Regions from separate parts of the Homo sapiens genome. Here region 2 is linked to region 1. The links are chromatin loops, found by intact Hi-C in ENCODE. Cell type or tissue: PC-3. All regions are shown on one strand.

What was found. Hi-C counts contacts between places; a loop is a spot of excess contacts. Peaks named below come from ENCODE experiments on the same cell type or tissue, not always from the same donor. Only the 100,000 strongest peaks of a DNase experiment are listed, where the experiment ranks them.
Region 2: a loop joins it to region 1, with 4 times the contacts of the local background. A loop is called at or near these places in 3 of 110 quality-filtered maps.

The regions. Positions count from the first base shown.
Region 1 is chr12:71,214,881-71,219,880 of GRCh38, forward strand. LOC105369831 (a long non-coding RNA gene) reads left to right here and starts at 1,954. Exons shown (of 3, transcript XR_945081.2): 1 at 1,954-2,230; 2 at 4,513-4,626. In PC-3, a CTCF peak has its summit at 2,303 (motif pointing right); a DNase peak (open chromatin) is centred at 2,311.
Region 2 is chr12:71,155,679-71,160,678 of GRCh38, forward strand. TSPAN8 (tetraspanin 8) reads right to left here and starts at 2,321. Exons shown (of 9, transcript NM_004616.3): 1 at 2,252-2,321; 2 at 1,941-2,109. The coding sequence starts at 2,000. In PC-3, no CTCF peak of the experiment used is centred here; a DNase peak (open chromatin) is centred at 2,363; H3K4me3 peaks cover 1,555 bases; H3K27ac peaks cover 2,987 bases.

The DNA.
Region 1 (5,000 bases):
AATGAGGCCACAGCTCCAGGCTTCTACAGGTCAACTAGTTCTTACACAAAATCTTTTTCAAGAACACAGACTCTGGCTGTCTTGAAAATATATTTAAGTGGTTAAAAAAAAGAACTGAATAAGAGAAAACGGGTGGCTGAGCTCGAATTCTTTTCAACTCTAGGAAAAACTCACAGTGCATTCCTACTGATGGTGAGCTAAGGACAAAGCATTCCCTAAATAGTATGCATTCAACCATTAACAGATTGTTAACACCACAATGTAGCAGACATAGGAAATACTTAAACCAGAATGCAGTAACCAAATTTCAGTTCTATAAACTTGCAGTCTGCTTCAAATTCTACTCAACTGTATTTATGCACCAAGCAATGCACTAATCGTTGGATAAATAAGGCATATGACCTTTTGTGCCAAAAAAGTACACAGTATGTTTCTAAACTCCTCAAAATTTTTAGCATGACTGTATTATTACTTAGTTGAATATTTTTCTCATTTGGTAATGAATTATGAGTGTGATATTCATTAGGTCCCAAATAGTGCTCTTCTTATCCACTAAAAGAGCTACATAAAAAATACAAAAGTTGTAGCACTATTCACAATAGCCAAGATATGGAATCAGCCTAAGTGCTCATTAACAGATAAACAGATAAAGAAAATGTGGTATATATACACAATGGAATATTATTTCACCATAAAAAGAATGAAATACAGTCATTTGCAACAACATTAATGGAACTGGAAGACATTATGTTAAGTGAAATAAGCCAAAGACACAAAGGCAAATGGCATATGTTCTTACTCATATGTGGGAGCCAAAAAATAGGCTGGGAAGAATAGTGGAGAGGAAGGGATAAAGAGAGGTTGCTTAATGGGTACAAAAATACAGTTAGAAAGAAGGAATATGATCTAGTATTTGGTAGCACAAACACTTAGGGCGACTTTAGCTGACAATAGTTCATTGTATATTTCAAAATAACTAGAAGAGTAGAATTGGAATGTTCCCAACACAAAGTAATGATAAGTGTTTGAGGTGATGGGTATCCCGACTACCCATATTTGATGATTATACATTGTATGCTTGCATCAAAGTGTCACATATGTTTCAAAACATGTACAACTATAATGTGTCCATACAAATTAAAAATAAATTAGTTAAAAATGTAAAGGCAGATTTTCTTACTAAAATTCAAAAACTGCCTTTATATAAATTACAGAAGAAAATAAATTTTAAATAGGGTGATAAATCCCAAATAATTTATATTTAGTTTGTGAATGTTCAAAGCACACACACACACACACACACACACACACACACACAGAGATGTTCTAATTCAGATATGAGCCCTCTCTGAGTCCAATTTCTCTATCCACCACAAACTTTACACTTTCTTCTGTTAGCCTACTTATATATGCATACAACTAGTTGACCTGTAGAGGCCTGGAGCTGTGGACTCATCAACACCAGGTGCCCACCAAATCACATAATGCCTGCATATCTCTAATATATTAGAGGAAGGAGAACTAAGTAGATAAAAGCTCAGGTATCCATAAAATGTAATATCTAAACTAGGACAATGTTGAAAATGAAGAAAGCCATAATGATTACAGTGGGACAATAGAAGGAAACTGGGGCTATACTGGGCAAATTGAGACATTAGAGTCACCCTGTTAAAAGTCTGTGCTGAGTTCTGAGGTCACACTCTGCTAGTAGTTACAGAGAAACAGCTGAAGGCTTTTCAGTAGTGTTGTTAAATGACCAGAACTTCAGGAAGCTTAGCATAGAAGTGGGTTATGGCTCGATTGGAGCAGAGAGAGACTGAGGCTAGGAAAGCCCATGAACATTTTTATGACACCAGTGAAGACATAAGGAAAGGCCAAGCCACGATGGCAGCAATAAAAAGAGAAAACCTATATGAGACATTATCTAAAATCACAGTTAAAGCAGTTAAAGAAGATATACAAGTTGTGACACTGGTCCAAGTAGTTATAAACTTTTGAACACATCTCAAGGGACTTGATAGGTAAAGGTCAGGCATGGTAGAGCAATTGCCAGCAGGAGAAACCAAGGTGAGATCAGATTCCAGGGCCAAAGCTGTTTGCTTCATACTCATTTTTTTCATACTTCCTGTTCATCTGAGTGCCAGGATCACAGGTGTGTGCTTCACTCCACGGAGAACTCCACGGGGGGTAGTAAACATCCCCATTCTGTTTACTACCATGGAAGGCATAGGTAAGCCAAGAGGTTCTGTCACTAGTGGGGTAATAAAATGCCACCAACAATTGCTCCAGACACCACTTGGTGGCACCAGTACCCTGAAATGATTGAATGCAACCTGCTTATCTTGTTCTTCCATGGGAAATTCATATAAACCTTCAGCCAACCCTCAAGTTCAGTTTTTTCCAGGATTATTTGAGTTTGTCGGAACTGTCACATCCTCCTTTATTGTTATCCATGGAGATTCTGGTAGAAGATGAGAATGTCTTTATTTTAATGATCTCTTATTATTTCAAGTATTCCTTTGAATGTACACACACAGAATTTTGCATAAATATGACCATTTCTTACTGGATTTTGCCTATATTAGATTCTTCCCTTTTTGTTTAGCTTCCTCACCTACCATCACCACAATTCCCCCAACCCCTTCCAGAAAACCCACCTTAACAACCTGGTATGTATCTGTTCATATTTTTTCCATCATATAACCTTATACAAATGGATAGATAGACTATAGAGAGACAAATGAATACATACAAAAGTTGTTTTGGTCATTGATTCATAATGTAGACTCACATGTTCTTCTATACATGTTACTTTTCTATCTCAACAATACCAGGTGGTAATTCTTCAAAGTCAACTGGTATTGCTCCATTTTGCTCTTTTGAGTGGCTATATTATATTCTATGGTATAAATATGCCTTAATTTATTCACCAACAGTCCCTATTGAAGGGCATTCACTTGGTTTTACTTTTGCCACATTAAATAATGCTGCTGTTGTCTATATCCTTATGCACTGGTACGGACATAAGTATATATTTTTTTAATTTATGAAATGTTGCCAAATTTACTTTCAAAAAGCTGCTTAAAATTCCCATTTCCCCAGCAACGTATGAAAGTACTCCTTCCCTCACATCTTCACTTGCTATGTACAGTTTTGCTTTTTACTTTTTCTCAGCTTGATGGGTGTAAAATGATAACTTATTATTATTTACTTTTTGTTTTTCTGACTGTTTGTGATTTTTTTTTAGCATCTTTTCAGGTTGTTGGGCTATTTTGATTTGATTCTTCACAGCATTTGCCCAAAGCAGAGATTTTTTTAAAAGACCTCTACTTAATAAAGAAGCTAGAAGAATATTGCTAAAATATATTTTAGAAAGTAGAAAATATGATTTATTATAGTCACTAATATCCATATGAAATATCTAACACACACTAAAAGCATTGGAATGCCAGAAAATAATCTTGTAAGTACTATTTAATTTGAAATGTCTCCTCTGAAGACAGAATGTGCCTATTTTTCTCTTCATAAGGAATTGTCTCTTTCATAGTGTTTTACTTCTGATCGGACAATGTACTTTGCTGTGTATGCTTAAGTAGGATTAGGTATTAAATAGAACCAGTTCCATTTATTTGATTGCCATTCCAAATACTTGCTTTAAAAAAGAAAGAAAGAACAAAAAATCAGTAGGGAAAGAAATTGTATTTTTAAGCTTCTAAGAAGATTTTATAAACAATAGAGCCCAGAGAACAAAAAAAAAAAAGCCATAAAATGACTTGACAGTGTCCTTTTAAGTGAACATATGTGAGTTTTATGCATCCATATGTGTTCACATATGCCCTACATATGCACAGCCAGCTGCTAGCCGGCCAGATTGTTCAGTGTGTATGTTTACTGGAAAACAAGCCCAAAGTGTTTGGTCTCTTTGTTAGAGAAACAGCTCATAATTTCAAGTATACAAATGTCAGTTGTTTCTCATTTCTTTTTCTTCCAAGCCAAATGAGCTGTTGATGCTCAATTTGGCAAGAATCTAACTGAGGCTGACTATCAGCCAGCCACAGGAACCCAGCCCTGAAAGTTTGAGAAATTTTTACAAGAATAAGAAGCTTTTTCCTAATGGCTCCCTAAACCATAGAAAGTTTCCTTAGAGCCTCAGCCAGTTCTCTCCCACTCAATATCCCAAAGTATAACCGCTAACATTGTTTGGATACTAATGGATTAAGTTAGGGTGTGAAATGGGAATATTAAGTCCTCCCATACTTTGGCCAAATACTCTTTAGAAACCCTCTTAACAGAGAAGAGCCCGAGGGTGTAGAGATTTTATTTGTGATAGCAACCTGAGCTATGAGCCCTAACATCTCTCCTTTTATTTCATCTTTTATGACTGTCCCACAGCTTAAAATGATGAAGTAACATTTGGACCAATTTCCAATTGAAGATTAAGCCTTTAGATCAATTATATATCTGCTTCCACAATTAAGGTATTAAACCCAATTATCACTGTTATCTCTGCAGCCTGAATAGAGGAAGGAAAAGCATGTGGAAGCTGGATAGAGTGAAAGAACTTGTGCTTTGGGGCGAGAGAGTCTGTGTCCCATCCTGGATCATTCCCTGACCACATGGCCTTAGGTAAGCAGCTTCACACTTCCAACTTCAGTGTCCTTATCAGCTAGATGAAAATATGCCGATTTCCTAACATTCTGATGAAAATGAAATGAGAAAACCTACGTAAAGAACAATGCACAGTACTGGAGATAGGATAAGTGCTCAATAAATTTAAGTTCTATTCCCCCTTCTTTACATTTTTCTCACCCTAGTCCCTGCAAAAAGAGAGAGACATGAGAACCAGGAATATTTCTTGATCAACGACATAATCCAAAGGTCCCCAATCCTAATGGCAGGGAGGAAAAGGGCTGAATTAAACAAACAAAATTCATTTAAAATGTTGGTTTTTCATATCATAAACAGAGTCAGAACTGATAAGTTGTATTTATGTGTGAACA
Region 2 (5,000 bases), 59 kb before region 1:
ATTGATTTAAAAAATTCTTATTAAATTTTTAAAGTGTAATAATGATATTGTGGTAACATTTTTTTTTTTCTGAGATGGAATCTCACTCTGTCGCCCAGGCTGGAGTGCAGTGGTGCGAGCTCGGCTCACTGCAACCTCCCCCTGCCAGGTTCAAGCAATTCTCCTGCCTCAGCCTCCCAAGTAGCTGGGACTACAGGGGCGTGCCACCATGCCCGGCTAATTTTTCATATTTTTAGTAGAGGCAGGGTTTCACCATGCTGGCCAGGCTGGTCTCAAACTCCTGACCTTGTGATCCACCCATCTCGGTCTCCCAAAGTGCTGGGATTACAGGCGTGAGCCACTGCGCCTGGTTGTGGTTACATTTTTTCAAGAATTATTATGTTTCAGAGATATATACTAAAATGCTTACAGACAAAATTATATATCTGAGATGTGCTTCAAAATAATATGGGGTGGGGGAAGTGAATACAGTAAAAATGGAGAAAGATTGGCCATCTTTCTGTGGCCACCTGGGCTGGCCAATGGAGTTGATTACCTATCCTATCTTCTTTAGTGAATATTCAAAGTTCTCCAAAAAAAAAAAAAAAAAACAAACAAAAAAAAAACTAGAAACAAAACAAAACCAAAGAATACAGGTCTTTCTTTTTTTGTATAACCTGCTCCCAATGTTTAATCAATTTAAGTATCTCAAGGGAAGAAATGTATCAGAACTAACTAAAAAACTGGCATATATGTAGCATGAGCTACATTAAATATTTGCAAAAGCAGCCCATTTTTTTAACCTAAAAACAGCAGCCCATTTTTTTTGCCTTCTTTATTTTACTTTTTTAAATATTTACTTACTTATTTAAAAGTCACCAATATATCCATTTGTACTCATTAGCACTACTGATCATTGAATGGAAAATCAGTCTATACAATAAAGCTGTATTCATGTAGTTAAGTTTAATTAAGTTCATCATTATTTTAATAGAACAGAAATATAGCAACACATAGGTATGAGATGTCTGTTTACTAAAGATCAGGTACAAAAACAAAACCAGAGTTCTTTCATCCTTGGAGTGGATAAGGTAGCTTTTAATCCAGTATACAAAATACTTTTTTCATTTAAATACTTTGTGCTATTTCCACTGATTGACATTTAAACAATCTTTAATTGTACCATATATGCTAAAAATGATAAGGTCAATGTCCCAACATCCCAGCCTGCTCTTTTCATACCTTGTTTTTCCATTATCTATTGATAGATATCAGTTATCAATTTGTTGGTTATGTCTATGTCAATGGACTTTCAAGAGAAACATAACAAATTGCTAAAATACAAATCCTGTCAATTAAAAGGTAGGGTGATGACACATCAAAATACTGACTTTAAAATGCCAATACATATATATATCCACGGTCTTAGTTTGATTTTCTTATGATTTAGGAATTTTATCATTTCCCCCTCAAGTTTTTCATGACCCATTTTTTTTGTCTTTGAGGCTCTGAAAATGATCTTTATTGTCCCACACCCTGCGATTCACCTGTTCAAACCCAGAAGTGAAGGGCGGGAATCAGGACCCGGGCTCCGGATGGAATCAGACCATGTTTTTACCACAGAGTCCTTAAATTAGGGAGGCCTGCTTGATATACAACTAAGGAAAATTGTCCTTTAATTAAGGGGCATTTGTGTTCCTCTGTGATTTTTTTTTGCAGCAATATGAAAACATTTATGAAATGTTTATCCTCACATTCTGAAGTGCACTTTTTTGAGTCCTTGGCTCATTTTCAATTACTGAAATAACCAAAGAAAGAACAAACAAATCCAAACAAGTACATGGAAAATACATTTTCCCCCTTCTCTTATTTCTCTAGTGTACAGTCTGTTCTTGTTTATGATATTTATATCAAGATCCCCTTTCTTGCATAAAATTGATAATTAAAAGGAAAACACTTACCCAGAACAAGAAGTTGAAGGTAAACATAGAATATTTTATACAGGCACTCACACCTGCCATTTCGGAAAAGGATTAGGAATCCAGATGCCGTGAATTTAACTATTCGTTACAGGCTTGTCCTGCAATATGCTCTGGAGCAACTTGCCTGCAGAGATTTCTGTATCCACGGCTTCAGAGCAGAAAGAGAAAGCAAAGAAGTAGAGGGAGGAATAAAAAGTTATTAAACTGGATAAAAAAATTAACCCACACATTTAAATATCGCAAAGGCTATTAACCCACACATTTAAATATCTCAAAGGCTATTAACTCACACATTTAAATATCGCAAAGGCTATCTCCAGGCAAGTATGTTCCTTTGCTTGTCATAGCTCCTGGGGCACTGGGCCAGGATATTTATGATCCTTTCTCAAAAACTGCCTCCTCTAAAGTAAACAGATATCAAGTGAAGGGAATGGCACTGGATCAGGCAAGAGAATGGCACAGTGCTACTAAGTTCTTGGCTTTCAGAAACCACTGCCTGACTTCCCCGCCCTCCATTTCAACTATGGGGAAATAAGGTTGTTTTGTTCTGAGTTAAATGGACATTGTATCTCTACTCATTTTTGCATTGCATTTTCTCAATACTACAAAATTCCTTCTAAATGCAATAAAATGCATTTAGAAATCTGCAAAATATCAAAGCTTAGACATAGCAACCTGTTATCATTAAACCTAGAATAGTAAAATAACCATTACATGTATCTGCCCTCCAAAACATCTAAATTTATTTCAAAAGAATTCCAGAGCTGCCGTAAATACACCACAGAAATTGCAGAGGGAGAGGCAGCCTTGCCTATCATGATAAGACCATTTGCTTTTTATCTTTATTTCTTTATGATACAAAGGGAAAGAAATCATAAAGTGGCACTGACTGCAACATTGTTTTCATTTTATAATGCGTAGTCATTCTGATAGCTTGGTTTGTTTTTAAGGTGGACACTGTAATTTCCTTCCTCTGATAAATTGTATCTAGCAACAGCTGTTCTCCACCAACTCAGTTTCTGGATTCCAGGTCCTCCCGGACAAAAAAATTCAAAATGGGAAGGTGGTCATGGATCAGTGACCATAGATTTTACTATTTGTTTCTAGTGCTAATAGAAGGCAGCTGTCTCAGGTAAAGGCAAAATGCTCCGACATCATCAGGGAGGTGTGGACTGCTTTGTGTAAACAGCCTGGGTCATGTTAGTTTCCACATCCTGCCTCTCAAAGGGAGTTCTTCTCCCCCTAAATAAAAGAACCCTCTACTTTAAAAGGTTGTTGAGAAAATTATTCTTTAGAATCTTTGCTAAGTTTTACACGATAAGCAAGCATGAACTCCTTACAAAAGAAAAATATTATTTCTAATTTTCACTGGCATACAATGTTTTTGAAACAATTCTACTCCCTGACTACAAATACAATATATTTTAATGCATTATCAACAATAATATATAGCGTTAAAGGCCAAATTTAGGATTAATTCCAAAAATAATGGCTTAATATATAAATCATCACTAAAATTGTTTGTGTTCTCTTTCCTACTAGAAAATGGATAGTTTCACAACCTTCTATTGAGATATTTTGTATATAGAATAATCCAAGGCTGAAAGAATAATTTCAGATTGAATGAAAACCAAAATTGATTCATAGTCCCAGAAATGATTATTTATCAGAGGCTAAAATTAAAAAAAAATTACAGATTTAAATGCTGCTTTGTTGAAAAGAATGTATTGAATACTACCAAATTTTAGTTTGAAATAGATATTTTGGTGGATGCTGAACATCCTTAAAAAGAATACTGTGTAGTCTTTAGTTGAATCACTCTTGAACTCTGTAACACAAAAATCAATGGATGTGTTTGTACAGGAGAATGACTGTGTAATAGAACCCCTAGTCTAATTCAAAACCTATATGAAACAGTTCACTCCTGGAAATTCCTATTCCTATTAATGTTATAATCACACAACACTCTCCCAGGCTGAATTTGTACAGATATTTTGTATTTCTCTTTCTTTCCATCCAATCACTCTTACTGGTCTGTGTAGCTCCTAAATTACTGTCAAAACTATTTCTTCCATCTCATCCTTTTGCATTTCATTATTCAGTCCTTTATCATTTCTTACTTGAGCTGTGTCAATAGAATGAGAATTAATTTCCCTGGCAGTTTCTCCCAGTTCCTCTCTGCCTTAGCACTTTAAAATTCTTTTTGAGAAATACTTATTGATTAGGTAATGATAATGATGAAAACCCAATCTAAGGATATTTTCCTTTTACCTACAAGATAAAGTTCAGATTCCTTAAAGTAGCATTTACAGCACACAGCAAACAAGTCCTCCACCCACTTTCCAGAATTTTGTCCCTCCCCTTTCTTCCTAGGCAGCCTCCACTTCTAGGCTCCATAACCACAGAATTATTTCCCAGGCCTAGAACACACCTTTGGATTTTATGCCTTGTTCCTTCTGCCTGGAATATCCTTTCCCACCTTCTCTATTGCAACATCCCTGTGGAGCCTTCCCTTCCTCATCCTCTGCCCCCACTCTGGGCAGATTTACTTGCTTCTCAGTCCTCAAGTCCATTATTATTTGAACAGACCTTAAATCTACAATTGCCACTATATCACATTTATTTGTGTCTCTCCCCCACATTTGATTCTATATGCCTGAAAAGCAGAAATCTTACCCTATTCACCTCTGTACCTACAGTAGCTGGCATTAGAGCTACAGAGATTTGCAATGGCAGCCAAGCTCCTCAGAAAGTTCAACTAGTGATTTCCTCATTAGGTTCTCTAGGGAACTACCAATATGCTACCTCTGCCTTTAAAAAATCTATTAGGTCAAGAAAAACAGTTTATTAATTTCAGGACTTGTCAGAGCCTTCAACTTTCTAATATTCAAGGAGGTGATATATAGCAATTCTGAAATGAATATAATCTCAGAACATATTTTTGAATGACATATTCAGGACTGGTGTTACAGAACACACATACGCACTTACAGAAGCACTGTTCTAGACAAACTCTCACTCTTACACCTGAGAAAAGAG